Linked DNA regions of Mus musculus: region 2 is linked to region 1. Evidence: chromatin loops called from intact Hi-C (ENCODE). Cell type or tissue: left cerebral cortex. All regions are shown on one strand. Links, peaks and the distances in the headings refer to the core of each region. The heading gives the core; the rest is flanking DNA. Region 1 holds the start of Tbkbp1 (TBK1 binding protein 1). Region 2 holds the start of Sp2 (Sp2 transcription factor).

The links. A loop is a pair of places that touch in the nucleus more often than their neighbours do. Peaks named below come from ENCODE experiments on the same cell type or tissue, not always from the same donor. Only the 100,000 strongest peaks of a DNase experiment are listed, where the experiment ranks them.
Region 2: a loop joins it to region 1, with 3 times the contacts of the local background. A loop is called at or near these places in 5 of 42 quality-filtered maps.

The regions. Positions count from the first base shown.
Region 1 is chr11:97,143,629-97,159,813 of GRCm38, reverse strand. Tbkbp1 (TBK1 binding protein 1) reads left to right here and starts at 9,739. Exons shown (of 10, transcript NM_001372531.1): 1 at 9,739-9,823; 2 at 10,199-10,452; 3 at 10,747-10,869; 4 at 11,081-11,185; 5 at 12,261-12,441; 6 at 13,181-13,359; 7 at 13,453-13,514. The coding sequence starts at 10,228. Kpnb1 (karyopherin (importin) beta 1) reads left to right here. Exons shown (of 22, transcript NM_008379.3): 22 at 1-104. Mir7235 (microRNA 7235) reads left to right here and starts at 13,395; the gene lies at 13,395-13,450. In left cerebral cortex, for the core only: CTCF peaks have their summits at 2,807 (motif pointing right) and 6,736; DNase peaks (open chromatin) are centred at 8,732, 9,240, 9,438, 9,956 and 4 more places; H3K4me3 peaks cover 3,242 bases; H3K27ac peaks cover 3,321 bases.
Region 2 is chr11:96,973,650-96,989,834 of GRCm38, reverse strand. Sp2 (Sp2 transcription factor) reads left to right here and starts at 12,147. Exons shown (of 7, transcript NM_001080964.2): 1 at 12,147-12,214. The coding sequence starts at 12,208. Gm51916 (a long non-coding RNA gene) reads left to right here and starts at 1,323. Exons shown (of 3, transcript XR_003949765.1): 1 at 1,323-1,611; 2 at 1,712-1,825; 3 at 2,105-2,193. In left cerebral cortex, for the core only: a CTCF peak has its summit at 7,260 (motif pointing left); a DNase peak (open chromatin) is centred at 7,249.

The sequences.
Region 1 (16,185 bases), core at 2,638-10,637:
TTAAAGACCTGTTAAAACACTTGAGCCCAACTTTATTAACCAAAACTGATACCACCACCTTTATCTTCTGAATAAAGTCCGCTTTATTTTTATTTTCAACATTTTGCTGCTTCGTTCTTTGTTTCAGATGTCACTGCTGTGTCAGTGAGGTGTGGTTTGGAAGAAGCTGGAGAGAGTGTGTATATGTGTGTGTGTGCACCCTGCTGGCAAACTGAGGAGGATGTGGGGCGGTTGTCCTCTGCCTAAGACCCCAGTGTCAGTGCCCACCCAAACTTCCTGTTTAGCCTGCAACAACGGCCAGTTTCTCTTTCCTGAACCTTGTATTTAACTGGATCTTTTCCTCCCTCCTTTTGACTAACAGTGATACCTGCTGACTTAACTGTCCTCTTTTAAAGTAACTTGCATGTGGCCCTCCATACTGCATACTCCATACGGAAGCTCTGACACCTAGCCTGTATATACTACTCTCTCCAGATGTCATAATCAAAAGTAGAAATGGGAATGACTGTGTGCAGGAGGAACAGCTGTGTCTTATGATTGTGGAGATTACTGTATGAGAGCAATTTGTCACAAGCCACAGCCATTGGCCACAAACCAGGTGTGCTTTCAGTTGAGACTGCTGTCAAGGAAGTTCTTGACTACAGTGTGACAGTCACTTGAATGGTCCCCACTCAACCTGAAATGAAAACCAGCATCCTGACTGTCACAGCAACCTTCCTGTCTTCTCAGTGTAAGGAGCAGAGTAAGGTTGCTAGACTAAGGTGACAGGGAACCAGAGTGTGGGACCACCCTGAAGACTTCTACCTGCATCACAGCTGTTTAGCTGCTTTTTCCCAAGCACCATCTAAATGTGTCTTAAACTTGTTTACTCATTGGTGGTTGGCTTTTTTCCACTATCATGTAAGTTTGCTAATGTAGTTTGTTTTATATTTTTCTACTTTCTCTGTAGATTGGAACTCACTTTGTAGAAACAGGCAGGTCTTGAACCCAGAAGAGTCACCTGCCTCTGTCTCCCAAGTGCTGGGATCAAAGGTGTGTGCTAATATTAATGTGCCCACCCCTCTGAATAGCCTCTTAAACTTGAGTAAAGTGAAGCAATGACAGCGGGGTTGGTCAGTGTTCAGGCATCACCAGTATGGCTAATTGTTGTACTCATTTGCATTTAATGCACTCCTAAGTCAAAAGACTCAACTCTTCCACATATAATCATTCCAGTTTCAACTTTAGATTATACATGTCATAAAATGTCAGGCCCAAAACTGCCTCGCAGACACTACATGTCATTCATGTTGTAATGAAGGTACTATTTTAATCCCATTTTACAGCTGAGAACACAGGAGCTAAGAACTTTGTCAGCTTCCCCTTGCCCCCCAGAATCTGTGTACTGAGTATGGGTATTTTTCAAATCCAGTCCCAAGGCTTTTTATAGTCTTAACTCTGCAGTGAGAATTATTTTATACCTTTGAGAACTGCTTTTTGTGTTAGGGCAACAAGATGTCTCAGTGGGGTAAAGGCACTTGCTACATTAAACCTGACAGCCTGAGTTCATTCAGCTAGATGCCGTGATAGAAGGATAGAATCCATTCCTCTGACCTGCGCGCACACACACACACACACAGTCAGATAATACAGTAAGATCATAATGTTGTCTAAGTTGTTAATGGTGTGATACAGGACCTACTACATTGCTGGGTTGATCTCAAGCTTGAGATTTTGGCATCTGGAGTGCTATGATTACAGATGTGTGTTATCATGAGCGGAAAACTACAAATGTGGGTCTCTTTTATTAAGACTTGGGGCTGGAGAGATGGCTGTTTTTTTCCAGAGGACCTGGGTTGAATTCTCAAGCACCTGAACGGTGGCTCACAATCATCTGTAACTCAATTCTCAGAAGCTCGGATGCCCTCTTGGCACCAGGTGCACACTTGTAGGCAAAACGCTCATATAAAACTTTAAAGATAAATATTCTCTTGCTGCATATGTAAGTGCATACCTTTAACCCCTGAACTCAGGAGGCAGAGAGACAAATCTATGAGTTCAACTCTACATAGTTCTAAGACAGCCAGGGTGACCTAGTGAGGTGCAGTCTTCTAGAAGCAAAAAGATGATCTCTATGTGTACATGTGTCAGGCTGCATGTATTTATGTGCACCACAAGCATGCAGATACACATTGAGATACCTTTAGGAAGCTAGAGAACATCATATCCCCTGTAAGTAGTTTCAGAGGATTGTGGGTGGCTAATACTGCCTTGGGAACTGGCTATCATCCTGCCTCAAGCCAGGCAATGAGCTATTGTACACTGTTGTATAACTGCCAAACTCAATTCACTAGGGGTGCCAAAGGGGGGTCAACTTTCTTACTATTTGAAGTCTGAACTAAACCATCTCTACTTCTGCTCCACTTCCCCTCTGAGGCAGAAGCGTCTTGAAATAGTCTATGGTGCCTGGTAGGCAGGAAGGCCAGAGGGCTGCTGAGTAAGTGGCACTTCGTAACTCCCAGCCCCGTCTGCGGGTTCTGCACAGTGCAGCCCAGATGGGAAACCTGTGAGGCCTGCCTGGGCAACCTTTCTTTTCCAAGTGCTCCTTGGCCACATGTATCCCGAAGCTGAGCTGTCTTCATGCATTTCAGCTCTCCCTACCGGCCTGAGGTCTGGATGCAGACAGGGAGATAACCTGTCCTAATCCTGGGGATGAGAGACTCAGACTCTGGGTAACTTCTCCATAGCAGTGGCAGTCCGTGTTCTTTACTGAGTACCACCCTCTAGTGAGACAGTCAGACCTTTAAAAAATATATTTATATGAGTACAGGCACACCAGAAGAGGGCATCAGATCTCAGTACAGATGGGTATGAGCCAACGTGTGGATGCCAGGAGTTAACTTAGGACCTCTGGAAGAGCAATCAGTGCTCTTAACCACTGAGCCATCTCCCCAGTTCCCCAATTAGCTCTTTTTATTCCTCAGTTTCTTTGTAAAACATTTCATTGAAAGAGAAGGCATAGGAATTTTACAAGACTTAGAACATAAATTAGATAGCCAATCAATCGAATGATGAATATCAGACCCTAAAGGCACTGAGGATACATAGTAAGCTGAGCTAAGCCCCCAGATCTATTTCCTGTTGGGCTCATATTAATGGGCAATTAACACAGGTATTCAATAACTTAATAAAACTTTCTTTTTGGTTTTTCCAGGCCGGGTTTCTCTATGTAGCCCTAGCTGTCCTGGAACTCACTCTTACTCTAGACCAGGCTGGCCTTGACTTTACAGAGAGCCATCTGCCTCTGTCTCCTGAGTACTGGGATTAAAGCCCTGCACTGCCACTACCCAGCTTAGCTATCTCTCATTTAAAATTTTTCTTTTTAAAAAATTGAAGTATTTTTAACTTAAGTATGTTCATGTTTTGCCTGTGTGTGTGTCTGTATACAAAATGCTTCTCTGTTGCCCAAGGAGGCCATAAGAGAGCATTGGCTTCCTGAAACTGGAGTTACAGATAGTTGTGAACCACTGGGTGAGTCCAGGGAATGAAATCTGGGGTTGGTTTGTTTGTTTGTTTGTTTTTAAGATTTAATTATTTCATGTATATGAGTACACTGTGTCTTCAGGCACACCAGAAGAGGGCATCAGATCCCATTACCGACGGTTGAGAGCCACCGTGTAGTTGCTGGGAATTGAACTCAGGACCTCTGGAAGAGCAGGCAGTGCTCTTAACTACTGAGTCATTTCTCCAGCCCAAAACCTGGATCTTTTTTGGGGGGGGGGGTTGTTTTGGTTTTGTTTTTTCGAGACAGGGTTTCTCTGTATAGCCCTGACTGTCCTGGAACTCTCTTTGTAGACCAGGCTGGCCTCGAACTCTGAAATCTGCCTGCCTCTGCCTCCCAAGTGCTAGGATTAAAGGTGTGCGCCACCAAGCCTGGCAAAACCTGGATCTTAATGGAAGAACAAGTGTTCCTAATCACTGATTCATCTCTCTAACCCTGCCTTTTACTTTTAGATTTTTATTGCATGTATGTGTGTGTGTGTGTGTGTGTGTGTGTGTGTGTATGTGTGTGTATGTATGTATGTATGTATGTGTGTGTGTGTATGTATGTGTGCATGTGTACCACATGATTATTTTTACGTGTACCATATACATGGTTGGTGCTGGGAAAAGCCAGAAGAGGGTGTTGGATTCCCTGGAACTGGAGTTAGAAGCACCATGTGAGTACTGGAAACTGGTCCTGGTCCTCTGAAGAACAGCCAGTGCTCTTAATGAACAAGCCATCTTCCAGCCCCTATCTGTGCACGGTCCCTATTTTCATTTAATTTAACAAGCCCAGGCTCATTTGAATCTTTGTTATGTAATCCAGGCATGTTTTTATTTCTTCAAGATGTATTTATGTATGTATTTTATAGATAGGAATGTCTTGCCTGTATGTATATCTGCACACCAGAAGAGGGCATTGGATCCTATGGGACTGTAGTTACAGATGGTTGTGAGCCATCATGTGGGTGCTAGGAATTGAACACAGGACCTCTGGAAGAGCAACAGTGCTTTTAATGGCCTCTGCGTCTCTCGAAATCCTGCCAGGCAGGTTTTCAACTCTTTTCTTGCCTTAGCCTCCTGACTGTTGGATTATAGATACTATAATCTAGTATGTCCAGATTTATTTTTTTGTTATTTCAGAGGTAACAAGGGTGTCTGTCAGTCGGGGGCTGGAGAGATGGCTCAGTGGTTAAGAGCACTGACTGCTCTACTACAGGTCCTGAGTTCAAATCCCAGCAACCACATGGTGACTCACAACCATCTGTAATGGTGATCTGATGCCCTCTTCTGGTGTGTCTGAAGACAGGTACAGTATACTCAAATAAAATAAATCAATCATAAAAAGAAGAATCGGTGTCAGCCACCCAGCCTGGGCTTGAATTCATAATCCTCCAGTCTCAGCCTCCCAAGTAGTTGGGGCTAGTAGCACATACCACTGGGGTAATTTTGTTTGGGATGCTGGGGATGTGCTCAGTGGTCAGGCAGTTGCCTAGCATGCACAAATGCCCAGGTGTGTCCCCGCAACATGGACATGAATAACTTTGACTTTGGATAAAAATAAACATTGTTTTTGAGAAAATGAGACAGTTGTGAAACGGCTCTACAACATACCACATCTCCCCCAAAAGCCCAGCCCCAGAGGCTGTGGCTGCTCTGTGGTGCTGCACAATCTCTGAGGAAAAGAGTGTGAAGTCAGTGCAGGAATGACTTCCCCCACTGCCTCACCTCTGTCCACAGGACCCAGCAGCTACCCATGATGGCCCGTGATGGTTCCACAGTGTCCCTGACTTCCTGAGGCCTGGAAGTGTGGCGTCAAAGGTGGCACTGTCACATACATCTAATCAATTTTACCCGCCAGCGATTTGAGTCATCTGGTTTTGATTCAGCCTAATGCCGCTTCTTCCTCCGTTTCAGGCAAGAATGGGACAGGAAAGACAAAAGTTTCTGCAGAGCAAGAGGCGTGGGAGTGGGAGAAAGGCTCTCCTCATGGCTTCCAGGAGGGTTACTTGCCAGAGCTCTGCTTCAGCAGTGTCTCCCTCTCTTGCCATACCCGAGAAGGCCAGTTAGGAAGGTTTCAGACTGACTAGTGCCCAACACAGCTCCCTCTTCTATCTTAGCTGCCCCCCCTTACCCTTTCCACTCCACTGATTCTCTCCTGTCCCCTCCAGAAGAGGAGCCTAGCTGGTTTCATGGTTCTTAGAAGGACTTAGAGCAAACCCAGCTCTCTCAGAGAAGTGAAGTAACTGAAGTCTCGCAGTTTTGTTCCTCTATTCACTCAGTTCTTCAGAACATGCCTTCTAATCCTCCAGGATTTACCTCCAAGGCCATGTCATCTGTGGCTCTTCCTAGACAACCCTGAAGCCATGCCTTGCTTACTCCTCCCTTGCCCCAGCACCTTACATTCACACTCAGGAAGAGCCCTGTCACTGACTGCTCTCTTAGCCCTTGCTTTTTGAGACTTTACCACCTAGCCCAGCGACTCCCAATATGAGATTTACAGACGGAGGTCATCACCCTCAACTTCCTTTAATCTGACTGCTGCTGCTTCCCAGGTGCTGGGATCAAAAGTAAGCACCGTCATACCCAGCCTCCAGCTTTTTATTTTTATTTTTCCAAGACAGGGTTTCTCTGTGTAGCCCAGGCCATCCTGGAACTCACTCTGTAGCTCAGGCTGGCCTTGTACTCAGAGACCTACCTACTTCTGTCTCCCAAATGCTAGGATTACAGGCCTGTACCTGGCCAACTTGTTTTAATTATAAATTCCTTTTTTTTTTTGTATTTGTTCTACCAGATTTTAAGTTCCATGAGAGCAAAAAAGAGCACACTTCTTATTTTCAGTGTCCAGTATGTCATGGATGTTTGAGAGATTTTTGTTAAAAGTCAGACAATCCTCTCGCTGAAGAAGTAAGCTGAAACAGGAAGACTGCTTCTCACTTGATGCCACAGAGTGAAGCTATGTCTCAAAACACGCCCCCAAATAATTTTATTTTATTGAACAATGTAGTGACCATGGTCTGGGATGAGCTCTTGTCCTCAGAACTGTCTGACATGAACAAGAACTAGAAACAGAATATGCTGGAATCAGGGCCAGGGCAAGTTTTCAGGTTTCATCTAATTCTTTGGGGCTTTTGCCCCCAGCCACCTAGAGCCTAGGCTCTAGGGCACCAGGTGACTCACTGAGGCCTGCATTGTAAGCAGCTGCCGGCAGGGGCTGACTCATCCGGGAGAGTGTACTCAGAGGTCCCTCGACCCACTCACTGTCTTTTCCAGCAAGGGAGGACTTGCCATGGCCATGTCTGTGCTCTCGGGAATTGTGGAGACAACTCCACACCTGGCCTGGCCTCCAGTCTTGCATGGCTCCTGAGAAATTCTGGGGCCTGAAGGAAAAGGACACCTACCTTGTCCTTGGGTCTACTGAGCGGGACGACCTGTGTTCCAATCAGCTTGCCTTCATATCTACAGGATAGATGGGTCATCCTATACGGTCTAAGAAAGTTCGTGCCTGCTTGGCTAGCAAATAGCTGACCGGCCTCTGTGTTCTGGACTATAAAAGGGAGCAGGCCAGCAGGAGTCCAAGCCAGTGAGAACCCCCTCCTTTGATGAGTGTCCAAGACTGGGGCCGGTCATCCTGGGAGGAACAGCTTACCCAGCCTAGCATGTTTCTCCACAGTGGAGAAGATGACAACTGCCCTTGTTTCTCAAAGCTCCCCCGGAACAAGAGACCTTTTTCTTTCATCCTTCCCTTTTCAGAAGCACTCTGCTAGAAGCCAGAAAGGTGGACTCAGCTTCCATGGAATCTTCCTAGCTAAGTACTGACCCCCACCAGAGCCCCTTCCCTAGCCTATGCCTGGCCTGCAGAGTTTGCATCTCCCTCCCTCACAAGGCAAGGGCCCTCGAGCTTTGCTCTGGCGATCTCCCAGCAGAGTCAGGCTGGCTTTGCCTCTGTCCACGGTTCTTAATCCACCAGGGAACGAAAATGACTCATTAACATCTCCCCGGCACTTGCAGGGCACCTTGGCGTCTGATCTCTATTCTTTCCCCCTTGGGGTGGCCTGTCCGGAACGATCTCCTGTCTAAGTCAGAGGTGAAGTAACTTGCCCAAGGTCACACACAGTGGGAACGTGGCAAAAAGACTTATCTTCTGCCTGGCAGTTTGGCAGGTGCTCAAATCTTTGTGTAAAGGGCGAGGTATGGTGTTTCTTCATCTTTCTGGCCTCTGGGAGTGTCTTTAAAGGGCTTGGAAGGGATGTCCGTCTTCCCAAATGAACATTTTATCTCCTTAGTTCACGCTCACTTTCAAAGTTAGATTTAACTCTAATGTCTCTGTGTTCAAATAGATAGATTACTTCGATGCCCCTTCCTACGAGAGCAAAGAGTACATAGTCTAGTGATGTTTCTTCTCCGAAGACCAATAAAAAAATAAAAATATTTCCCCCAAATAAACAGCTCCACTTCTTTCCAAAATGTGCAACCCCAAGTCCTGCCCCGAGGCGCCCCAGCACACGGTCCGCAGACACTGCGCCGGTCGGCGGGGAGGGGAGGCCGCACGGCGGGGAGCTGGTGGGCGCCCGGCGCGCTGCCAGCCTCAGCCGGACCGCACCGCGGGGGCCGCCGCCCCTCGCCACGTGGTGGTGGCAACCGCGGGGTCCCGGGCGCCGGTCCAGCTGGAGAGACCCGGAGCAGCCGGGGAGGAGGAGGCGGAGGAGACGGCGGCGGCGGCGGCGGAGGAGGAGCGGGGCGGGCGAGCGGGAGGGAGGGGGCCGGGAGGGGAGGGGAGGGGGTGGGGAGAGACCCGGCGGCGGCGGCAGGGCGCGGAGCGGCGCGCGGTGCCAGGGGGTGGGGGCGCTGGGGCCCGTCAGGGGAGGGAGCCGGCGGAGGGGTGCGCTGCGACTGCGAGCAGGAGCCCGCGGCAGCCGTGAGTGCGGGCCGGGGCCCGGGCTGGGGGAGGGGGAGGGGCGCGGCGGGCCGGGGCGGCTTGGGGCGCGGGAGGCCGGGGCCCGGGCGCGGGTGGGCGGGCGCTGCGCCCGGGAGCAGAGTGGGGAAGGGTCCTGCGCCGCTGCCCGCAGCCTCCGGCCTGCGGGGCGGCTGCCGCTCAGTAGCCCGCCCGGAGCCCGGCCGCGGTGGGGGAGGGGGCTGCGCGGTCTCGGCCCCACAGAGGGGAGGGGCGACAGTTTCTGTCCGCCGAGCCCGAGGGGGTTTAAAGAGCCGCTCTTAAAGGGGCCGCCGGAGGGGCCAGGCGGGGACGGGCGCCCCCTCCCCAGTAGCCTGCGCGGGCGCTCGGCGCGCGGCCCCAGGATGCGGAGGAAGGCAGCTCGGGTCGCACGGCCGGGGTGTGTGGGGACACGGAGTCCTCGAGAGTGGGGGTGATGGCCGGAGATCGTGGGCAGGGATGGGGGTGGGGTGTGTAGTGAGCTCTGGTCGGCAGAGTAGGGGGAGGGGTGGCGTGGGCAAGAGAGGGTTAAAGGTGGGGCCAGCCCTTCAAACACGCGCACACGCTCCTTACTCAGACCTGTCACACGCGTCTGTCGCTCCGGCACTTAGCCGAGGCTGGGGGATGGGGGACCCGAGGCCTGCACTGTCGGAACTCGCGCCTTCGGACCGAGCCCCCTCGCCGGAGCGCACACACGCTCCAGCGCGCGCACACACCTCGGACATTCCCATAGTGCCTCACGTGACACTCGGCCCGAACGTGCCCACCCTACCCACACGCTCACGCACGCGTGCTCACACGCGCGCGCGCGCACACACACGTACACACACACACATACACAACCTCTGGTCACTCCCGAACTCCGCGCTGACCCCGGTCCTCCGCCCCGCAAAAGCACTCATTGACGGCGGCACACCTACACTCATTCACAGACACACACTCCCCCCCACATGGCAGCCACAGCCACACATTCATAAACAAGGGCCCGGAGATGTACACACGCACCCCCTCGCTGCCTACTCGTTTTGGGAGCCCTGAGTCATTCCTGCCCCCCTCCCAGGGCTCCCCATTTCCCTGAGTGCAGGCACAATAGGACAAGCTGGAGTCTCCCTTAATGGTCTCGGTTCTCCTAGGCCCCCTTGCCCAGTTTGCTGCCTCTGACACTCAGCCAAGGACTTCCTGTAGGTCTGCGCCTGGACGGTTGCCACAGCCCCGGCGCACTTGGGGAGGCACTTCCTTTTCCTGAACTCTGGGATCCTGCGGGAGGAAGTTGGGCGGGGGCCACAGAGGCCAGGCTGCCTAGCGGGACTAGCCTTCCTTAGGAGCAGGCGACAGAGGCCTGGGATGGGAATCTTGGCGGCTGTCGAGGTACTTGGGGAAAAGGGAGGTCTGGGGAGGAGACCAAGCCGAGTAGTCTAGGCAGGTTCTGGGCTGTGCCAATGCTGGGACAGCAGCCCTCCCTCCCATCTGTCCACAGGTCTCTCCTCCCTGCCCCTGATCCTTGGTCCTGTTTATCAGTTGTCCCCCACTCCACTCATGACGTCTATCTGGTTCCATTTCCTTCTATAAGCAGTCACAGCAGGGGATAGGGCAGAAACTTGAGAGAGAAGAGAGAGAGAGAGTTAGTTGTGAGATCTGTCTCTTGGCTGAAGCTCCCCAGCTACCACAGGTTCCTCAGACCAGCATGGAAGAGTTGGGAACAAAGAGCAGGTGGTCCTCTTTACTCTGTTCCTGCACTCTCAGGAGGCCCAGGGTGGGCTGAAGCCCTTACCATGGAGTCCATGTTTGAAGATGACATCAGCATCCTGACCCAAGAGGCCTTGGGGCCCAGTGAGGTGTGGCTGGATGGTCCTGGAGACCCGTCCCTGGGAGGGGACATGTGTTCTGCCTCCCACTTTGCCCTCATCACAGCCTACGGAGACATCAAGGAAAGGCTAGGAGGCCTGGAGAGGGAGAATGCCACCCTCCGCCGTCGCCTCAAAGTCTATGAGATCAAGGTCAGAACCTAGATGTGATGGCGAGCTGAGCTTGTAGTTGCCTGCAAGGGCAGGAGGGTCCCAAGAGGTGGCCAGCACTGGAGGCTGCCTGGTCCCTGAAGAAGTGGCTGCCTTGGGGATGAGGAGCTCTGCTCCTGCAGCCAATCTCAGGGGTGGAGGAGGAGCCCAGCTTTGGAGTGGTGGGTCCCATTGGAGGGGGCGGGGAGAGGCGCCTGTGAAGCTGGCAGTGGGGTTGGGGGACAGAGCGGTCCTGGGATGGGAAGCCAGGCTTCTCAGAGGACGACCCTCCCACAGTATCCGCTGATCACTGATTTTGGAGAGGAGCATGGCTTCCCTCTGTATGAACTCAAGGATGGCTCCCTGCTGGAGGTGGAGAAGGTCAGTCTGCAGCAACGACTCAACCAATTCCAACACGAGGTAAGCCCTTGCTTCGCTTCCCAGCCAACCCCACTCCCTTAGCCTCCTGCTTCCCTCACTTTGCCCTCAACCCCGCCCTGCCCCCGCCTTCCCTAAATCAGCTTCAGCGCTTCCTGTTTCTATTGGGAATAGGGTTGGGGAGGTTGGGAGCCCCCTCTGCTCCCTGTCAAGGCTGGTCCTGACCCTGGCACACCTCTCCGGGCCTACCCAGTTGCAGAAGAGTAAGGAGCAGGAGGAGCAGCTCGGGGAGATGATCCAGGCTTACGAGAAACTGTGCGTGGAGAAAAGCGACTTGGAGACAGAGCTGGGGGAGATGGTGAGGCCCAGAGAGCGGGTGTGTGTGTGTGTGTGTGTGTGTGAGGTATCTGACGTGATGTGATTCTCTACGTGCATTCCAACCCGATGAGTGTGTGCTGCCTGTGTGTCACACACACTCTGCTGCGTGCACACTCCCTGTATCCACTCGTCCCTGTCTGTGAATGCCTGCTTTGCCGTGTGAATGAGACAGTATCATCCGGGTCATGGGTGACTCTGTACCTTGGGCTAGGATGCTGTGTGTGTGTGTGTGTGTGTGTGTGTGTGTGTGTATTTGGCTCTCACACTGCATCAACCCTGTACCTATAGTATAGTATAGTGTCTGGGAGAGGGTATAAGTGACAAGAGAGGTGCCAGAGCTCTCCATAGTCCCAGCACAAGCGTGATGAGAGTTGCCATGTGGCCGTTTGTGTGTGGGCAGGTGGCAGTATCAGGAGATAAGGTCTCTGCCAACTCCTGTGCTGTGACCTTGATCAAGTTATTTAGCTCTCACCCCTCATCTGAAAAGCAGAGAAAAACGGTAAGCCATCTCACTAAGCTGCTGTGACGGCAACGGGACATTTGTGTAAAACGGTTTTCCTTTTATAGTCAGGAACGTTTGCTTGGTAGTCGCAGCGTGCCAGGCACTGTTCATATCCCTCTACACACATTTACTCATTTTAGCTCTCACAACAATCAAAGAGGTAGGCGTGGTACTGCTATCCCCATTTTATACAGGAGGTAGACAAAGCTTAGAAGTGCTTAAGTCCTGTATGCAAATGCAAGTCACATCCCTGAGGGTTTGGGGTGACTGGACCTGGAGCCCAGTGTTGGCATAAATGTCTCTGTGTGATAAGACCCAGAGGAGGTTTGGCTCTGACCTTGCCGGCACCAGTAGCCAGAAACATCTGCATTGCAGGAGCTGTGAGAGGAGCCTTCATACCTGTGACCACTTGTCGTGTGAGTGTAGGACACTCCAGCTGTCTGTGCTCCAGTCTGGAGAGTGATGACTGCCCAGCCTGGGGGACTCTTGGGTTTGGGAGACCACAGGGCTCCCTGGCGCTCTGTAGACCCTTGGCCGTCTGTCTTCCCTGCAGCGGGCCCTGGTAGAGACTCATCTACGGCAGATCTGTGGTCTGGAGAAACAGCTGCAGCAACAGCAGGGCCTCCGGGACGCAGCTTTCTCCAGCCTGAGCCCCCCAGCTGTCCCCGCCTCAGCCTGTCCTGACTTGGACCTGCACTATCTGGCTCTGAGAGGGGGACCTGCCTTGGGTCATGGTGAGATCTTAGTGACTCCTACCTTCCTGCTCTCCATGTCTCTGTTTAACTCCCATTTCAGTGTGACTGGGCACCTCTGGCTTGCCGAAAACCCCATTGCAATATGCTTCTTTTTTTTCCTTTTCTTTCTGGTTTTTTCCTTTCTTTTTTTCTATTTGTTTGTTTGTTTGTTTAAAGATACATAGCCCAATTGGTCTGGTATTTACTGTGTACGCTAGGCTATCCCTGAACTTGGAGTAATACTCCTTATTCTGTCTCTCCAGTGCTGGGATTACAATCATATAATATCACACCAGGCTGGTGTCTTCAGTATCTTAAATTTATTCATAATTATTCCCTTCTCCTCTCCAACCGTTCCTCCTCCCCAGCTACTTTTCACAAGTTCTCCCACTGATATCCCTTGGCCGTTCAGATCGTGCAATTCTCGGGTGTGCCAGCAGAGGGCGTCCCCACTCAGTCCCCCTAGGCTGTCATGAGTAGAGGCCCCTGAGGATGTTCCCGACTGCTGGTTCTAATCTGAGACACCTTCCTGAGCCCATTCTTGTTTCTCCTCCGGCCTCCCTGATTGAATCTACAACAAGCCCATTCTTAGTCCCCTTGGAATAGTATCTGCTCCTTCCTTCGTTGTTTGTCTTTCTGGCTCCTCTCAGTCCCTGCCCATACCGGTTTCACTTTGTGCGGATCTGGGAGTCAGTTGGGGCAGCTAGAGCCTACCCGACATCATCTTGTCTCCTGACAGCAGGTTGGCCTGGCCCTACGAGTGTAAGTGTGAGCGAGCTGGAGAGGAGGCGCCTGGAAGAGGCCCTGGAGGCTGCGCAGGGGGAGGCTCGGGGGGCTCAGCTCCGGGAGGAGCAACTCCAGGCGGAATGCGAGAGACTTCAGGGAGAGCTGAAGCAACTGCAGGAGACCCGGGCCCAGGTAAAGGGTGCTTTGGAGCTGCACAGAGTAGCCGAGGAGGGAGGGGTCTGGGCAGAAGTGAAGCTGGCTCTGACTTCTTGCTTCTCTCCTCAGGATCTGGCCTCCAACCAGTCGGAATGTGACATGGCTTGGGTCAAGAGAGTTGGGGATGATCAGTAAGTCACATCTAGCCCTTGCCCTCTCGACCCCATATGCTAGGGGACTATCCCAGGGCTCCATCGTTTGCCCTCCGTCTGTCCACATGATTTCAGTGACCTCTCTTCCTAGCTCTTGGGGTGTGGCGCCTGGGTTGCTTACCACTCTGCCCCTGTCACAGGAAACGGGGAGGGACTCTGAAGTAGTCTGAATCTGGACCAGGCCCATCTCCTCTCACCCTGTGGGGTGGGAGATGTACTCAGTGGCACTGCGCCCCGTTCTGTGTTCTCTATACTGAGTTTGTATACTAGAAACAAAACTTCGTGGGTCAGGTTACCCACTCTGACTTGTGAGGAGGGAGGTAGTCTCCCTCATTTAGGATCTGACCTGCCTTGTCTGTTTATTTAAAGGGAGGAGTGCTTGAGATGGGTAGAGGGGAGCTAGCTGTGTCTGTGGGGCCTTGGGATGTGCTGAGCAGCACGGGAGGTGAGTGCTCACGGAGCCCGGTGACTTTCAAGGCCTGCCGCCCCACTCTGAGAAACTGCTTAAACTTCCTTGTGCTTAGTTCCTCTCTGGGAGATGAGGCAGGTGATACAGGTTCCACACATTCCTTACCAGAGAACACTGAGGCTCAGAGAGGGAGGAGCTAGCCTTCCCTCACACAGCATAACCAGTTCCCAGGATCCCAAGGGCCCTCCCTCCCTTCCAACAGGTTTCCTCAGTATCCTCTCTGCTCCTGGCCAGCCAGGGGTACCCCTTGCTTCCTCCCCCTTGCAGGGTGAGGGCCTGGGTGGAGCTGTGACAACCAGAGAGGGTGAGAACCCAGTGTGTGGGACTGATGAGGGAGACCCCTCCCTCAGCTAGGCTTCTGTGGGGGTTGGGAGGGAGCTTGGTGGAAAGGGTCCACCCTAGCTTGTGACTGGGGCTCGGGGACCACTGAGGCCCCTATGTTCAAACCTGGAACACACACATACCGACATAGTGTAAATACTTGCTCATCCCAGAAGTTATGCCAAAGGCACTACTAGGAGTCAGTGGTTCCAGCCCCTTCTCATAGTGAAAGTTACACACACACACACACACACACACACACACACACACACACACACACACGAATGCATGCTTAATGGAATTCACAGGGCTGACATACCAGCTTTGATCCCAAGAACTCGGTCTGGGTTGGGGAAAGGCCTGGCCTTTGTCTCTCTGGACCCTGGGCAGTCAGTCATTCCTGTCAGATGTGAGAGGGGAGGGTGAAGTAGAACTTGGGAAGGGGCAGGGAGGGGAGGATCCTCAGGGAACAGGGATGCGTGTGCAAGGGACGAGGGATGGATAACACCATCTCAGAAGGTGTTTCCAAAGTTCTGTCAGTCACATTGCTTGTTCTGGACAAACTAGTCCCTTCCCTCCCGACCTGAGGGAGCTGGCTGAGGCAATTCTCCCATGGTGTGGTGGGCTCCCCTTAGGCTTGTGTGTGGCTTCTTTGATCATAGCCCCCTGGATCTCTGTCAGCCTAGCAGGCCCTGCCTGCTCATTCCTTCCCTTCAGCCTATGTGCTTCTGGACAGCCCCAGCGTGACAGGATCAATTCTCAAAGGAAGTCCTTACTCTCCTGGTAGCTTTATTTTCTTATTAATTCAGTCTTTTTGGTACTAGGTAATTCCCTGGGGCTCCCGCCCATCCTCCCACCTAAAGATGGCTCAGTCACCTCTTTCAGCTCCCAGGATCAGCAACCCTCCTCTTCCATTTACTTCCGCTGACTCCATATCAAGTGGGAATTTTATTGATGGGCTTTCCTGGGAGTGAAATGCTGGTACCAAATTACCTAGAGAAGGGGGGCAGCTCCTGAGTTCAGCCTGTCTCTCGGTATAAATCTTCCTATCTTGAAAGGTACCTTCCTTCTCAGCTTGTTCGCTGGGGCAGCCAAGGTGATCACAGTGATCCTCCTTCCACCAATGCCTGTAGGAACCCCGTCCTGGGGCTGTCTGTGCTTAGGAGTAGGCCGTGGACATGGCAGGCAGTTCCTTGTTCTCAGCTCCTGGCCCACAAACTCTAACCACCAGTGGTTCCCAGCAAGCAGGACTGACGCCAGGCCAGACACACCAGGCTGGCATCCTCTGGCCTGCGGGTAAGATTCTAGTGGAGAGCTTGCTGCCTGGTGGTCATAGCCCAGCCCAGGGAGCCAAATGGCCACAGAGGAAGGCAGGGAGGCAGGGAGGAGGGGGCAGTGGAGTTCACTGAATTTGTGAGGATTTTCAGGGAGGGAAGGACCCAGGGAGGTCCCAGTCAAGATGGCAGGTGGAGGATGCCCCGTCTCCTCCCCTCCGAGCCTGTGGATTCCTGGGTGGGGCTGCTGAAAGGATGGCAAATGCTGGGGAACACAGGCATTTTAGGGAGGGCTCCAAGTAGATCGCGTCTCTGGAAGTCAGGTGAGGTCTTGGTGGTGAGGGGCCCAGTGAAAAGATGAAGTTCACTATGGGTCATGAGGGGGAAATAGTGAATTACAGCCCTTTCTTTCTTCCTAATGTGGGGGGCTCAAGGTTGCAACCTGGGGCCTTTTCCGCCCACTCCTCCCACCCCTCTCTCTCCACCCACAAGCCTCTGCGTGGGCTGTGGTTAGTGGTGGGGAAGTGTGAACTCAGAAGAGAGAGGATGGAAACTCTGCACAGAGGTCAAGGGCAGTGTGGGGTGG
Region 2 (16,185 bases), core at 2,821-10,820, 170 kb after region 1:
AGCCTCCAGGTTGGCTAGAACCCCCTATGTTGCCATCTGCTAGGTCTGCTGGGATCTTCAGTCATGGTTGCCAAGATCCAGAAATCTTGGTTTCCCTCATGGTGCCCCTACTCACAAAATGAACAAGAGATCTCCTGAGGACTGCGCAAAGGAAGGTTCATCCTCTCAGGGTTCACAAATTCAGATGAAATATCACTACATAAGGGGGAGATGGGAGCTCTGACAGGCCACGGCTGCCCGTCCCAACCAGGATGTGGGCTCTTAAGGCCACACAGTCCATGGACCAGATAAGTGACTCACTGTGGACAAAGCTCTGCCCTGCACAACTGAGAGAAAGGGAAGAAGGCAAGTGAGGCACAGCCCTTTTTATTTTTTTCCTAAGATTTTATTTTATGTGTGTGAGTGTTTTGCCCGCATACCTGTATGTGCACTAAATGAGTGTCTGGTATCTGTAGAGGTGAGATAAGGTCAGGTCCCCTAGAACTGGAGATATGGATGGTAGTGAGCCACCAAGGGAGTTCTGGGAACCCAACCCAGGTCCTCTGCAAGAGCAACAAATGCTCTTACCAGATTGGCCATCTCACCAGCCCCTAGCCCTCTCCTAAAAAGACACTTTCTCTTTTTCTTTCTTTCTTTCTTTCTTTCTTTCTTTCTTTCTTTCTTTCTTTCTTTCTTTCTTTCTTTCTTTCTTTCTTTCTTTCCTTTCTTTCCTCTTCCTCTTTCTCTCTCTCTCTCTCTCTCTCTCTCTCTTCCTCTCTTTGTTGTTGTTGACTTTGTTTGTTTTGAGACAGGGTTTCACTGTGTAGCCCTGGCATTCTGGAGCTCTCTTTGGAGACCAGGTTAGCCTCACACTCACAGCGATCTGCCTGCCTCTGCTTCACAAGTGTTGGCATTAAAGGTGTGTATTACCACCGCCTGGCTTAGAGGCCTCTTTATCTAAATGAGTTTAGCTGTCCCAGCCCTATCCTGAAAAGAAATTGAGATGATTCCTCTTCCTGGGTTACAAAAGACAAGAGGAACCCTGGACACTGCAGGACTCTTGTTACAGACCGTATCTGCAAAGGCCTATGGGCCTCCGGAACCCAGCTTTCTCCCAGAGACCTTCTTGCAGATCTCACCTGGGCTGCCCAGCCCGGAAGCAGGCAAGTGGCTGGGACGAACTTAAAGGTATCTTGGAATTCCATCCTATCCCATTTCCTCTTGTTCCTCCCAGCCAAGCTCTGAAGGATTATGACAGCGTGGGCAATAAAAAGTGCCTAATTGGTTGTTGTCCAGCCGAGGCTGCTCCCCATTTCCCTGGGCGGGGGTGGAAACCGGCTGAGTCAGCTTCACTTTTGCTGTTGCCCAGTCCCTGGTGGTTGCTGGGCACTAGCGGTAGCACAGAAGCAGCCCGGATGCTGAGAGCACAGCTTTGACAGGCTTCTCAATGGCGGGCCATCCCTACTGGCTGCTGTCGGAGGTGAGGAGAGGTGCAGGGGAACCCCCTTTCCAGAGTCTTGCTAGGCGAACTCCTTGCAACAGAAGGCAGAAACCGGACTGTGGGGACCCCGACTCCTGTCATTCAGCTTCATCCAGTCACGTGATCCCTACGTAAACTCACCACACGCTCAGGTGTGTGAACCGAGGGACTGAGGGGAAAAAAAAATAGACACACGTGGAGTCTTTTGGAGTAGTGTCGCGCATGCAGTAGTGTCTTAATAATCAATGGCAGACACTGGTACCACGGACCTACGCAGCCTCGGCCCTCACCGGCACTGACTTGAGCATCAGTAGGAGTAAAGCAACAGGATGTAGATCAGCTGATCGGAAACGGCAGACAGGAGTGGTGAGGTGCCCTGTGAGATGACTTCCGGCTCAGACGGGACGCGGGGGGTGGGGTGGGGGTGGGGCGGGTGTCCCAGCATCCTCTCCTCTGTCAGGGAGATCTCTATAAACCATGTGGTTCGTGAGCCCCTGGGGCCGTATCCCCTCCAGCCCTTTCACCACAGAGCTCTCTTTCGCCCAGCCTTCAGCATGAAAACCACACCTGATTCTAGGAAGGGTAGAGCTGGGCACCAACCTCTTACCGTCTAGTCTCCCTCACCTCCTCGCCTCCCCTGTCCAGGCTGCATTTTCTTCCCAGGAACATTTTGAACACACTGTTCCCAGCCCTGGAGCCGCCCAGGTCCTATTGCTCCCCTCGCTCCTTCCGCCTTCCCCAGCAGGACGCTGGGGCACAACCTCATTTCTCTTCCGTCCCGGCCCTGGGATCAACCCAGCACATGCTACCTGTCTCATCCAGGGTGAGGATCTGTTCTTTCCCATCAGACCTGGATGTTAAGAACTGTGCTTTGGGCCTGGCGGTGCTGGCATTCGCCTTTGATATCAGGACTCCGGTGGCAAAGGCAGGTGGATCTCTGAGTTCGAGGCCAGCCTGCTGTATGTAGGAAGTTCTAGGACAGCCAGGGCTACAGAGAAACCCTGTCTTAACACAAACAAACAAACAAATAAAAACAAACACAACAAAACACAAAATAAAATAGCCTTGGACGGGTGTGACGGTATACACGCGTAACCTAGCACGTGGGAGAGGCTAAGCCAGGATTGCCACAAGATTGCTGCCAGCCTGGGCTACATAAAAAAGACCATCTCAAAACACAAACTGCTTCATCCCTGACTCTCTCAGAGCCGGCATCAGTGTGAGCCACTGTTACTGTCTTTCCCACTCTTTGGCTTCCCTACTTAGATCCGGTAAAACAGCATAGTCTGTGGGCCGCCTGCCACCCTCAACTGCTGCACCCGGGGGCTTGGCAGGTGGAACGCCACCTGTCTCAGGAGGCTCAGGTGGATGCTGGCACCTCGCCACTAGAGACCCCCGGAAGGCCTTCCAACGCTGGCGGTTGGAAACAGACCATTCACCGGCTCTGCGAGCGGTGTGGCAGTGACTGACGCCAAAGGAGCTGGTCAGAGAGGGTCCCTTCTTCCTTCGCAAAGGTCTTGGGCCTCTGTTCCCTGCCACTGTTCTGTAGGCTCTTGTGTGTGTGTGTGTGGGGGGGGGGAGACACAGAGGTTCGCTGGTAGAGTATGGAGTGGGAGGAACTAAGCTTGAGCCCCCAGAGGGGCAGTGAAGATTTATGGGGCTGGATTTTTACTGGCTGGGGAGAGGCCCCGGGCAGGAGCCACAGAGGCTGCCAGAAGCAACACATGCATAAAACCTCCCTGACATGAAAGTCTGAGGTAGCAGCTCAGCGCCACCCCCACCCACCCCCCCAGCCTGTGGGTGGTGAGAGATTTACAGATCTTGCACAAGGCCTGGAGGGGCCAAGAGTCAGAACAGCTCCCCACCAAGGCCTTCACCTTTCTCCTCTAGGGAAAAAAAAAAAAAAACTTACTCACCTAATAGAACAGGTTGGAGCTGCCAGGGTGATGGCTATCACTCTATTTGGGATCCCGCCCCCTGGAGACTAGGTGGCTCCCAACTTCCTCCATTCCTTGGGCTCTCTTCTCTGCCCCCAGGTCAGGGAGAGGTGCTGAGGGCAGGGTGGACGATGAGAGAACAGAGGGACAACTTTCAAAGGGGTCTTCCAGGTAGTAGCCTGGCAGGCTAAACATAGCATCTGGGCTGATGTTTACCAAGCAGTTATGGCCCTGTCCCCCATACACCCAGATTATGTGTGAGGTGCTACGCACGGGACTCGAACATCCTAGAAAAATCCTAACCTGTAAGCAACACTTTCAGTGTGTGGGTGGGTGGGTGGGGGATGTCAGTTATTTCTCTAGGAGGGAGAAGGGTACAGATGGCAAGATAGGGACATGAAAATATACAAAATCTCTGGCTTGGTGGTGTCCCACACTTCAACCAGAGTCTAAAAAACGCTCAAAGTGACTCTGCCCCATGGAAGGTGTGAGCCCAGATCCCTCGCCTTTAGTTCCTATTCAGCTAAACATGGCTGTCAGGCTTCTCCTGAGACAGACCCCCTACTCTTTCCACATCAAAGGAGGCTGTCCAGGGGAGTCCTTGTCTTTACTTGGGGGGCAGCTGAACTCTTAAGAGAGTTTTGCCATCTCCTACATTCCATCCCCACCTGCATGGAGAAGCCCAGGACCTTCAGCTGGGGATGGGGGATGCACACTGCTAACCACTTAAAAGGGCAGGTGAGAGAGCATCTCTCCAGCAGATGCGGACCCAGAGTCTTTGAACAGAAGAGGGTGGGGCCTCTGTCTGAGGATGCTAGGGGACCTTAAGCCAGGGCTTACAGCCTGAACCACTGGGTTGTGGAGGCACCAGAAAGCTGGTCCCTTCCTTTTCCCAGCTGAACTTTTTCCTCCCCACCTGAGTCCAGACTTCTAAGAGAGTCCTTCTGGTGTGGGGACAGCGATCTGAGTAATGTCTCAAGTGCCTACCCAGCTGGGTGGACTTGCCCACGGTCAGGCCCTACCTGGTGTGGTTAGTAGCCACTCCCCAGGGACAGGCCAGGGAAATTGTAGGGAAAGGACTGAAGTTGAGCGGTAACCTAGTCCAGCGGGGTGCTATGAAGAAAAACCCAGTGTGGGGAGAAGGCGCTAACCTTTCCTCCTGCTGGGATTGGGGTCCACACTCTGAAGGCCAGGGAAGTTAGGGAGGAAAGGTGGCTTTGCTTCCATGACCCCTCCCCCTGCCACCAGCTTCTCACTAGAGTGGGCCGGGCTGGTCAGGACCTGCCTCCTGCCTTCCTCCGCAATTGCTCCCCGTGTTACTGCTCTTGATTTTTTGAAGCCAGATCAAAGGTGGGACCCAGCTGGGAGCCCTAGTAAAATCTCAGCAATGTGGAGCCTTGGAGTTTCAGAGGTGAAACCAGGAACCAGGGGAGGAACCAGCCCAGGCTGGGACTGCAGGGGTCAGAGGCCAGGGGCAGAGTGGGAAGGGACCTGGGGCAGGAGCAAGCTAGAGCAGCAACTTAAAGGCTCCAAGCCGAGCGCTTTGGCTGGCGCTGTTGTCCTTTCAATACAGTGACACCCCCCCCCCCCAACCTCAGTGGCCAAGACAAGAACTCCTCTCCAGCCCAGAGTCCCACCCTTCCACCACCATCTGTTCTGTCACCAGTACTTTTCATAACAGTGAATTCTCAGCTTAGGGGACCCTATTGCTCTCAGCGGTAAACAGCAGGATGGTCTGCTTCCTGGGCCTGGGTGCAGAGTAAAAAATATCTTTATTTCTCATTTTTATGGAGTTGGAGGTTAAACCCTCACAATGCAGGTAAACACGAGTTCTTTCCTTTTTTCAATTTTTTTGTATTGGTCTCCTTATGTGGTACAGGCTAGCCCGAAACTCATGATGGTCCTCTTGCCTGAGTACTCGGATGTTGGGTGGGCACTGCCACAGGAGACTTTCCTCTTTCTTTTTTATACTTTCCAAATGGAAACTTAAAGCTAAGATGCAGTCCTGTGTCCCAGGCCTGCCCACACATTCTTCCTAGTGGTGTCAGATCCCTTCCAGGTGAGCCACGAGACTGCTCTTATCCTTCAAAAGGTCAAATATGTAGTATGTATGTATGTATGTAGATATTGGTGTCTTGCCTGCACATGCATCTGTTTGTCAGATGTGTGAGCTACAGATGGTTGTGAGCCATCCTGTGGGTTGCTGGGAATTGAATCTGGGTCCTCTGGAGGAGCAGTCAGCGCTTGTAACCTCTAAGCCGTCTCTCCAGCCCCCTCCAGAACTCTTCTTGCTTCCCCTGCCTTCTCCTTCTTCTCCTTAACCTGTCTCTCTCCTTGCTAGGAACTGCCTTGCTGTCTTCTAGTACTGTGGCATGGAAGAGGTTAACTGTTGGGTGTATAGCTGTTCTGAAGATATATTCTTCAGGGGGCTGGAAGATGAGTGTTGATAGAGTACTTGCGGCCCAAGCATGAAGACCTGAGTTCAGATCTCCAGTACCCATGTCAAAAACAGTGTGCACATTCATAACCCAGGTTCGGGGAAGGTGGAGACAGAAGGGTTTACTGGCCCCAGTTTAGCTGAATCTGCAGGTTCTGGTTCAATGAGAGACTGAGGACGACAACTATCGCCTTCTTATGACCATATGCACACACATGTGCTTGTACCAGAACTCACACACCACACACACATCCACACAAAAGGCATGCCCCGTGCCTTTTGTAGGGAGATGCTGTAGGGTGGAGCAGCTGAGTGTGTGTGTGTGTGTGTGGGGGGGGGGCATCCCAAGGCCCTACCTTCCTTTTCTCAACAGTCTTGACTAGGACCATGAAAGACTGGGAGCCATGCCCATCAGAAATGACCATGTCTTCGGCGCTCAGCGCTTACACTGTCCCCTGGCTAAGCCTTCCTTAACTAAGGCCTCTGTCCTCAGAACTGCAGGTGGTTTGGACCAAGTCCTGAGTCTTCCCTGCATTGAGGTGATGGCTGCCAGGCAGAGCGGGATGGGCAGTAAGTATGTGGGTCTGGGTACAGAGGAAAGGACAGGAGTGCCGTCCTACAAATTATGCTATCATCAATTCACTGTGACCTCAGCCAACTCCAGCACCTTCTCGAGCCTTGGTTTCCCCTGGTCATAAAATATGGGGTTAATTGTCCCTCCTAGGGAAGCTGGGAGGGTTAATTGGGCAATGGCTCTGAAGAGAAGGAGATCTATAAATACAAGGGATCATTAGAGGGTATTTCACAGCCGTTTTGTGGCCCCGATGGTATTATTAATATGATTATTGTTATTGTTATCGCCACCATCACCCACTTCCCGAGTCTCTGCCAGCTGGGTCCTGCTTCCAGGTGAAGGAGCTCTGCCAACAGCCTCTGTGACCCTCCACCCTCAGGAGTGTCGGGGACCCCTCAGGAGGTTATTTCATTGTGGCATTACAGAGGGGGTCAAGAGCTTTAAGGGGAGGGGGTGAGGGGACGTGCCATGCTTGCTTAGTGAGGGCTAAAGGCTTTTAGTCCAGGGATGACCCTGGTCTGCTGTGGGAAGCCTGGACTCGAGAAGCCTGATGGCTCCATGGAAATGTGCTCATGGTGAGGAGAGGGCCAGCAGGAGTTTGAGGTGGATGGTGTTTTCTGGGACGCTGAGGGACGGGCAGATGGGGATGTGCTCTCTTGAGGAGGCAAATGGCTCTTCTTAAAGGAATCTCTTTGTAGGGGTCCTAGGATTCTTAAGGCCCAGGGATGAAGGACGGCCTAGGCTGGCCAATAATAGGCCCAGAATATCCACCAGGTTATCTGTGTTTCCTCCTTTGGGCATGTAAAACCACGGTCAGGGGCTTCTGAAATGCCTTGGGTGCCCTCTGGCGGCAACACGTGAGTGCTACAGAGGACCAACACCTGCCCAGAGAGCACTTCCTCCTGCCCTCGGCAAGAAGGAAGAACCTACCGGAGGGAGGGATGGCTGGAATGTCCTTGCTGGGAGATTCTGTGGCAGTTGGCCAGCAGCCATCCACCTGGCCAGGAAGGCCAAGGGTAGAGGGAGCTGTGGGGTCACAGCAAGGGACGGAAGTGGTATCCCTGGGTTTGCAACACGGGCAGTTGGTGGCTGTATGTGTGCACCAGGATGCACACTGTGGGGAGCTAGAACATACGAGGGAATCCACCTTTGGCGTTCCTGGATGGTTCACCCAAACCAAGGGTTTTCCCATCAAGCCACTGTCGGGGTTTATGCATCAGGGCGTCAGGGATGTATGGGAGGGTCTTCTCCATAGGTGGAGAGAGAATGAAGAAAGAAAACCAGAGGAGGAAAAGGAAGAGGCAGAGGCCATGGGGAGATCCTAAGGCAAAAGTGAGCATCCTCAGAAGGCTGAGGGGGCTGTAATGGTTTGAAGAATTAGCCTGTCAAACTTGGGCCATAGGAGGGAGTGTGACCCGGTGTGGAGGCCAAGGCTGCCTGCCCTTAGACAAAGGCAGTCAGGACATGCTTCTAGACCAAGAGCAATGTTGAGCCTTGTGGATCTTTCTATATCTTCCTGGGGACAGAGACCATGACTCCGTGTGTCTCCTTCAGTGTGCTCAGCACCCTTGGGGACTCTGGATAGACAAGGGCAGCCACATGCAGAAGAGAACAGAGAGGGCTGGGAAGCAGGGAGAGCCCAGAAGGGCTTCACAGGAAGCTGAAGCCAGGGAAGCAATAGAGCGGACATGGAGCAAGCTGAGCCCGAGTGAGAAGTGCTCAAAGGACCGCCAACAGCTGTGCGCCTGCCAGCGGCACTGTGCCGGTAGTGGAGGGCGCGCGGTGGAGGTCAAGGTAAACATGGACCATACGTGGTGGAGAACGAGTAACTTTGCACACTAGAAATGGGGACAGAGTGGAAACGTGGACTAGGAGGAGGCTCAAAGCAGCTGGAGGCAGCACCGACAGAACTTGCTTCCAGACCCACCAGGGACAAGATGGCGCTGTGACGTGGGTGATGTGGGCAGACACAGCTGGAACCGCCTAGCCACCTTTGCTCTTCAAACACCACTGCAGGTAGGGTGGAACAAGGAGCTCTTCAGGGATGGAGAGGCAGGAGTGGGTTGGCTCAGGGCCTTTGGTGAAGGAATGCTTTGTTTACATCTGCCTTGCTTACACATGGATTACCTGAGGGTCTTCTTCATATAGGTGCTCGGCTCCATCCTAGGGACTGACATCCTGGGATGAGACAGGAGCCCAACTTCAGAACTGCTGAGTCTGACGTATAGTCAGGACTCTGATGTGGTTAGAGCACTTGCTTTTTGTGCACGAGGCTCTGGGTTCAATCCCCAGTATAGGAATCAGGCATAGTGGAACCTGCTGCCTAGTCTCTTGGAAATGGAGACCTGTGAGAAAAAAACAGTTGTGCGGTGGTCTGAGGGGGCTTATGAATGAACTTGAAAGACTCATCGGTAGGGTAGGGAATGTGGTTCAGTGGACCCTGGTTCAGCAAGCATGAGGCCCCAGATTCAATGCCCAGTACAAGGGGCAAACAAGCAAACACAAAGGGTCCCTGTTTTTGTCTGTGCCTTTAATAACCTAAAAACAAAACAAACGTACACCCCTTTAATCCCAGCACTCAGAAGGCAGAGGCAGGTGGATTTCTGTGACTATGAGACCAGCTTGGTGTACAGAGTGAGTCTACAGGGCTACACAGAGAAACCCTGCCTGGAGAAACGAAAAAAAAAACCAGATAGCCAAAACCCAAAAACAAACAAACAAACTGACAGGCTTTAAAAGGGCTGAACCATTCATTTTAAAACTATTGGTACCAGTTGGGTCTGGTGGCCCATGCCTGAGAGCCTAGCACTTGGGAGGTAGAGGCAGGAAGATCATGAGTTCTGGGCAAGCCTGGGCTATTTGAGACCCTGTCCTAAAAACAACTAACCACCCAATCACTACTACTGGTGAATCCTAGGTTTTCTCACTGTCCCCCACCCACACTTTTCATGTGTTCTTCATGAGAGGGCCTCTGGGAAGGACAGAGTTAGCTACCTCCAGCTTTGTCCTAGAAGAGGTTTCCACCCAGCAGGATAGTCAGCCCCACCTCCCCACCAAAACCCCTGCACCCTAATGTACCTGAGTCACTGAATCCGGGCGGAGCCCTTGGCTACACAGCAAAGCAAGCCAAACTGGAAACTGGCCCTGGGAACAGAATGTATGGGCTAAACAAGTCTTATGCAGATGTAGGAGTATGCAAAGTCATTCTTGAACTCCGAATCCATTTCCTGATCATCTCGGATAGAAGGCCCAGTTCTTCCACTGTAGCTCAGTCCCTTAGGGCAGCCATGAGGGAGAATGGGGCTCAGTGGTAGAGACTGCCTCCGATGTGGGAGGTCCTGGCCTTGATTCCCTAGCCCTGAAACAAACAGAAGTGAAAGAGTGGGAGAAGGGAGTCCTTCATGTAAGCCAGTGACAGACCAGGGCAGCCAGCACAAGCAAGGCGAAGCTTGACTGGGCAGGAGTGAAGAGAACAGATTTTGTAGGACAAAGGAAAGGCTTACCTAAGAAGAAAGGGAACTCCTATGTGTTTAGGGACTGTGACACCTTTCCTTGAGAGAAAAGACTAGGGAAGCAAAGAAAGGTGGGGAAAGGCATGAAAGACAAGAGCATGGAGGGTATGTGTGCGTGTGTGTGTGTGTGTGTGTGTGTGTGTGTGTGTGTGTGTGTTTGTGTGTGTAAGGGTGAAGGACCCAGTTTAAGCAGAAAGCTTTGATTTTATAAAGGACATAGAGTCCCAATGAAGGAACGGTGCGTGGGCACACATGTGCACACGGACGCCAGAGCAGGACATACACTGGGTCCTGCTCTGTTGCTGTGTCTCACAAAGCCTGGAGCTAGGTTGGCCACTGGCAGACTCCAGCCATCCTCCGGTCTCCGCCCTGACCTCACATGTGAGAGGTGGGGTTACAGAGGCTGAACTCCAGCTTTTCACACGGGCTCTGAACTCAGGCCTCTTGTGTTTGAACAGCAAGTGACATCTTCCCAGCCCCAAGTGAAGGATTCTAGCTCCAGAACTGATAGCATCTGATGTTTGGTGTTTCAAAACCTAACCAGAGAGAGGTAGACTGGTAATTCCAAATTACTACACTCTAAGCATTTGGCTCTTTATTGTTTATTTATTTATTTTTTTGTTTGTGGTTTGTGGTGTGTGTGTGTGTGTGTGTGTGTGGTTTTTGTTTTAGACAGGGTTTCTCTGTGTAGTCCTGGCTGTCCTGGAACTTTCACTGTAGACCAGGCTGGACTCAAAGTCAGAGATCTGCCAGCCTCTGCCTCCCTGCTGCTGGGATTGAAGGCCTGGGCCACTGCCACCCAGCTTGGCTCTATATTTTGTTATCACTTTATCTCAGCAACCTTTTCTTCGAAGTGACAGGAAGAAGGAGGAGGAAGATAGAAGAGGCGAAGAGAAAATGTAATGAGAGCTGGGGAACAGCTCGACGATACAGTTCATGCTTAGTGTTTATACAGTTCATGCTTAGTGTTGGGGACTTGATCCTCAGCAAATAAGACCCCAGCAGGGATGTATGTGTCTCATCTACCTGCGATCAATGTCTCTCAAATGTTGATTTGGGAAGCTTTGTTACATGTTCTTATAAGTTAATTTACTGGATGTAAAACATTTTTTTCTCACTGTGGGTTAAAACAACAAAACAAAACCAACCAGGAAGGGTGGTACTATGAGGTGGATGTGTGAGTGCTCTGGCTTCAACAAGAGTCTAAGGGTCCACTGCAGATGGGGTGTGGGGTTTCCTACCCACGCAGGTCTCAAGCCAGCGTGAATTCCCTCTGAGTGCTACGTACAGCTTGCCTAAGTTAGTCGTTCGCAGAGGGCCTGGAAGAGAAAGCTAAACCTACCTGTGGTGCCTGTCAAGCACGGCCCCTCATACAGGAGGAGATGAAGCAGAGACCAAGCAGGGTCGCTAGGATGCCAGCGTGCAATTCTGCCCACCTGAGGCGCAGGCTAAAATGCAGATTCTAGGCACACACACCCCGCCCCCCGGGAAATAGCAAATGTAACTAGGGACGACCCTAGGGATCTGCTTTTGATAAAGGCTCAAACACGCCTGTCTGAAGCTGAGAGGATCAGGGAAGCTCTGCGAAACATTGGTGAAGATTAACAGGGGCTTGAGATGACATAATGACAATTCCCTCTAGGAAGTGCCAGGTAACCCAACTCCTGCCAGGTCGTCGACTCTCGAGAGGCGATGGATGGCGGGCGAGGGCCTGAGGTGAAGGCGATGCGCTCACTGGGGGCCGGGCACCGCGTATCCGACAGCTACACTTGAGACTCACCATGCCAGACTGTATTGAGAGATGTATAAGCTCTTTACGGGGCATTTCACAGTAGCACTTCTGATTGGCTTTAGGGCAGATCTATCACTTATCTGCTGGGTTAGAGGTGGGTGGAAGGTCAATTACGACCAATACAAAAACACTTCTCGGCTAAGCCCCTCCTCACCCAGCTTCCTGTTGCTGTCCATCAACCTCCTAGCAGGCGGGACTTTGCCTCCCGCCAGTTGGCTAAAGGATACGTCGTTCATTCCCCCGTTGATTTCCGGTTGGCGACTCCTACCGTCTATCAATGACACTTCACAGTTCTATTGGCCAGACCAACGTCACTCTAGATGCTTCCCAATGATTGGTTGAAAATGCTGTCGGTCCCCAATGTACCAAGCGTTCATTGGTAAAAGCTGCCGTCGCTCGGGCGGTGGCGGGCTCCGGGATTGGCGGGTGCTAGGCGGGCGGTGTCAGGCTCTCGGTGGCGGCGGAGGCGGCGGAGGCCAGGGAGGAAGATGTCGTAATGAGCGGTGGGTCCTGGCGTCTGCCGGCGGCGTCTTCCCGGCCCTCAAGGGTCGGGAAGACGGACAGAGGCCTCGGGGAGGGGAGGCCGGAACCGGGGGTGCCCCCCTGGGACTGGGACTGGCGCCGGGGCCCGGCTACGGGAGGGGCGGGGGAGGAAGGATTCCCGCCCGGAGGAGGAGCGCGGCTGGCCGGCCGGGCGGAGGCACCCGGAAGGGGGCGTTAGACTCCCCGCCCCTCGGAGCCCCGGGCGGGAGGGCGGCGCTTCCGGGGCTGGCAGGCGGCGGGGGCAGCAGGGCGAGCCTGATAACCCCCTTCGCCCCCTCAGCTTGGGTCGCGCCGGGCCTTCAGCCTGCGCCCGAGTTTGCTCCACGCAGGCGGCCGACGCCCCCTCGGGCTCGTCCTGTGGGCAGCCCAGGCTTGGGACCCAGGTGGTGCCAGTCAGATGGGCCCTGCTGGTCTGAACTGCAGCCTGCTGGCCGGGCCACCGCAGTCCCAGAGGGTGGCAGGATTGGAGGGAACGCCCTAGGCAGATGACTGCTGAACGAAAAACCGACTTTTAATGTTTATACCTGGATCCTTGAGCCTGCGGCTAGTATCTGCAAGCTCTTGGAATTTTAGAAGTTTGGAGAACTTGTGGACAGAGCTCCCAGGCTATGGCCCGATGCCCCTTGCGGGGGGTGGGGGGGTTGGGCAAAAATGCACTGGAATTCCAAAAAAGCGTAGGCGCTATCGCTCGTAACAGATGACCTAAGAAATAAAATAGATGCTTTTCTTCATCCGCGTTGCTGGCTTAAGGGTGCTCAGAATCTTCCCTTCCTTCTTAGGTTTCTTTCCCAGTGCCTTATTCTAGTTTTAGTAGAAAAGGAACTGTCTTTTGCGCTGGGCGACTGAGAAACCTGTCCTCTCTACATTCCTTGGTTTTGATTCTAATAGCCTGTCATGTTTAATCGTTTCATAACTAACATGATCCAGGGGGACTCTGTTTGGTTTTTTCTCCTGAACTTTCCCCATTTTTAGGAGGTTACAGGATTATTACATATCAAAATAAAAGTTTGGGCCTGTAGAGGCCTGTCAACGAGGAGAGAGGCAGACCATAGCCAGTGGTCTGTGAGCCAGGAATTGGCCCAAGGGTCCCCTTTATACAGATTTCATTGTAGAAAGGCGATTAACTTTTCAGTGTGTACTGGCAGGAACAGGCTACAGCTGTTCCATGCTGTGCCCTAGAAGGCCCTTGGCATTACAGAGGACAAAACCCTGAGTTGAGACACCCCCCCCCCACCCCCCTGTGGTGATGAAGGTTGAATCCACAAATGTTGGACAAGCACCTCTACGGCTGAGCTGTCTTGGAGGGCTAGAAAGGTTAGGGTGAGCCAGCTCACAGTGAACTGGCACAGGGGATGACAAGAGCCCAGACCACACAGTAGCATTTTCCATTATTGACACAAAGAAGTCCATTGTCTGTAGCGATGAGTATAACTGCAGTGTCTTGTTTTCTTTTAAATTCTTAAGGACAATGAACAGCGCGGATCTCAGAACCTCCCAATAGGGCTTATGTCAGTGTTGCAGTGGTTTCTTATTTAGGTGGTAGGGTGTTGGAGCCTGGTCTTGCTGTGAAGCCCTGGCTGGCGTGTGTTTGTCCTGTGATCTGTGTAGGCCTTGAACTTGAGATCTCTATGCTCCAGCCTCAGCCTCCCAAGTGCCGAGGTTATGGGTGTGTACCAATTTGCTTGGTTTCTAGTGACCAGGCAGACGTCAATCAATACCAGTGACCATGAGTTATCTTTGGCTGAAGTGACGGATGAGCTGTCTAGTTCCAGTCCTCCTACTTGCCTCTTTGAGTAAAATCAACAGCCATTGGGAAAAATAAGCTGCTCTGACACCATTGTGAGCTCCGCAAGCTAGGCTGCTAAAGACACAGGCTCTTTGCCAAAGAAAACTAACTAGGATTTGTCCATAACCGGATCTTCCCCTGGGCACCCAGCTGCTCTGAGGGGAAGAGTTTGACATCCCTGCTGATACTACATAGATGACCTCTACTTAGATTTGATTTAAACATTGGGCCAGGATCACTGAGAAGGCCCAGTGGGTAAAGACACTTGTTGCCAAGTCTGATTACCTGAGGCCTTGTGTCTCACCTGGAAGGAAAGAAACAACTTCAATACTTTTGTACACAAAGACACATACACACAGGGAGGGAGGGAGCACAAAACCAATACATGAATTAGAAGATATCAAAAAATGTGGGCCTGTGGAGGCCTGTCAAAGGGAAGAGAAGCAGTAAAAAAGATTACACGGCAGATGTTTGGGTAAAAAGCCCATCCATGCCGGGCGTGGTGGCGCACGCCTTTAATCCCAGGAGGCAGAGGCAGGTGGATTTCTGAGTTGGAGGCCAGCTTGGTCTATAAAATGAGTTCCAGGACAGCCAGGGCTACAGAGAAACCCTGTCTCGAAAAACCAAAAAAAAAAAAAAAGCCTATCCATTCCAGCAGGTAGAGAAGTTAGTATTTTGGTCTTGACTATCTTAGTTCTTCTAAGTGGTTAAGTGTTTTGGAGAAGTTATAATCCCTTGTAGCAAGCAGTGTCAAGTCTGACCGTTGACGCATATGTGGCAATCCCCAAGCTTTCTTTAAGCAAGTGTTGCCCAACCATGGCCCTTAGAACGACTTTTAAAGTTTCTTGCAGCCAGCTAGTAGACTCTAGCAGTTTTCTAGACCCTGAGCACTCCACTGCTGTAAAAATGGGACTTTTTTTTTTTCTAAGTTTCCTTCAGTCCGTCTCTTCTTTGTTCTATCTACACTCCAACTGGAAGCTTTGCTTGCAGATATTGAAAGTATCAGTCATTATTTTGGAACAAGTGGATAATGGGCACAGAGAGAAAGAGGCAGAGAGACCTTATTGTGAAGGTGTTGTGGAGTGTTGTGAGAGCCTCTGGGTTGACAGCATTATGTAGCCTCATTTTAAGCCTTGTGGGCTGTGAATTTGGAGTAATCTGTTAGGAGATCATATACTTCCTTATATGTTTACTGGGTGGCATGTCTGGACTGTACTTTTGGGTGATTTAAAGGGTGTGTAAACTTCTTCCCAGGATGTTCTAAACCAGGGGCCCAGGCTGGGGATGGTTGATGCACGTAATCCTAACATATTCAAGGTTAAGGCAGGAAGATTGAGAGTTTGAGTCTACCCTAGGTTACTTATCGAGTTGCAGGCTAGCCTGGGCATAGCAAGACCTTGTCTCAAATGAACAAACACAAGGAAATTATACCCACAGGATGGCCCAAATGAGTGGTTCTGCTGGGAGCTTCAGTCACCCGAGCCGTTGGTGCTTCTCTGTACTGCTGTGCAGACTCAGGCATGGCCCATCTCCCTCCTGTCCTTCTTTCTCCTTTCCTTCCACAGCCAACTCTCAGGTCTTTGTTTCTGAAATGTAGATGCAGTTCTGTCTCTTAGGGAGCTTTCTTCATTACCAACCAATGTTTTCATGAGCAGCTTTTCCGAAGACCCCAGGGCAGAAGGTTCTTTTGGAGCCTGGTGGGAAGGTAAAAGTGGTTGAAAGTATGGGGCACGCCAGGCTAAGCAAGAATGAGGCTGGAGGAGGGGCTGGAGGAGGGGGTGGGGGTGTCACTCTCGAGAAGCTCCCTGGTGTCAGTGGTGGACTTGTTCCAGTTGACAAATGGTGAAGTAGAAAACTTTTTCTACTGCTTCATGGGACTCTGAAGGTAAAAACAAAACACAGGCGCAAGTTCAGAATTGGCACCAGCAGCCAGACCTCTCAGTATGCTTCTGGACTGCTCTCTGTCCCTGGCACAAGCATCACTGTGCCTTTCCTCGGGGTGCACTCCAGACTGGCATGCTCTAAGCTGAGACATTGCCCAGTACAGGGCTGAGGGTGGGCAGAGTATCCCATCTTGCTGTTTCTCTGTGTGCCCAGAGGGAGCTCCTGGCAGCATGGAGACATGAAGCTGTCACATCACTGTAC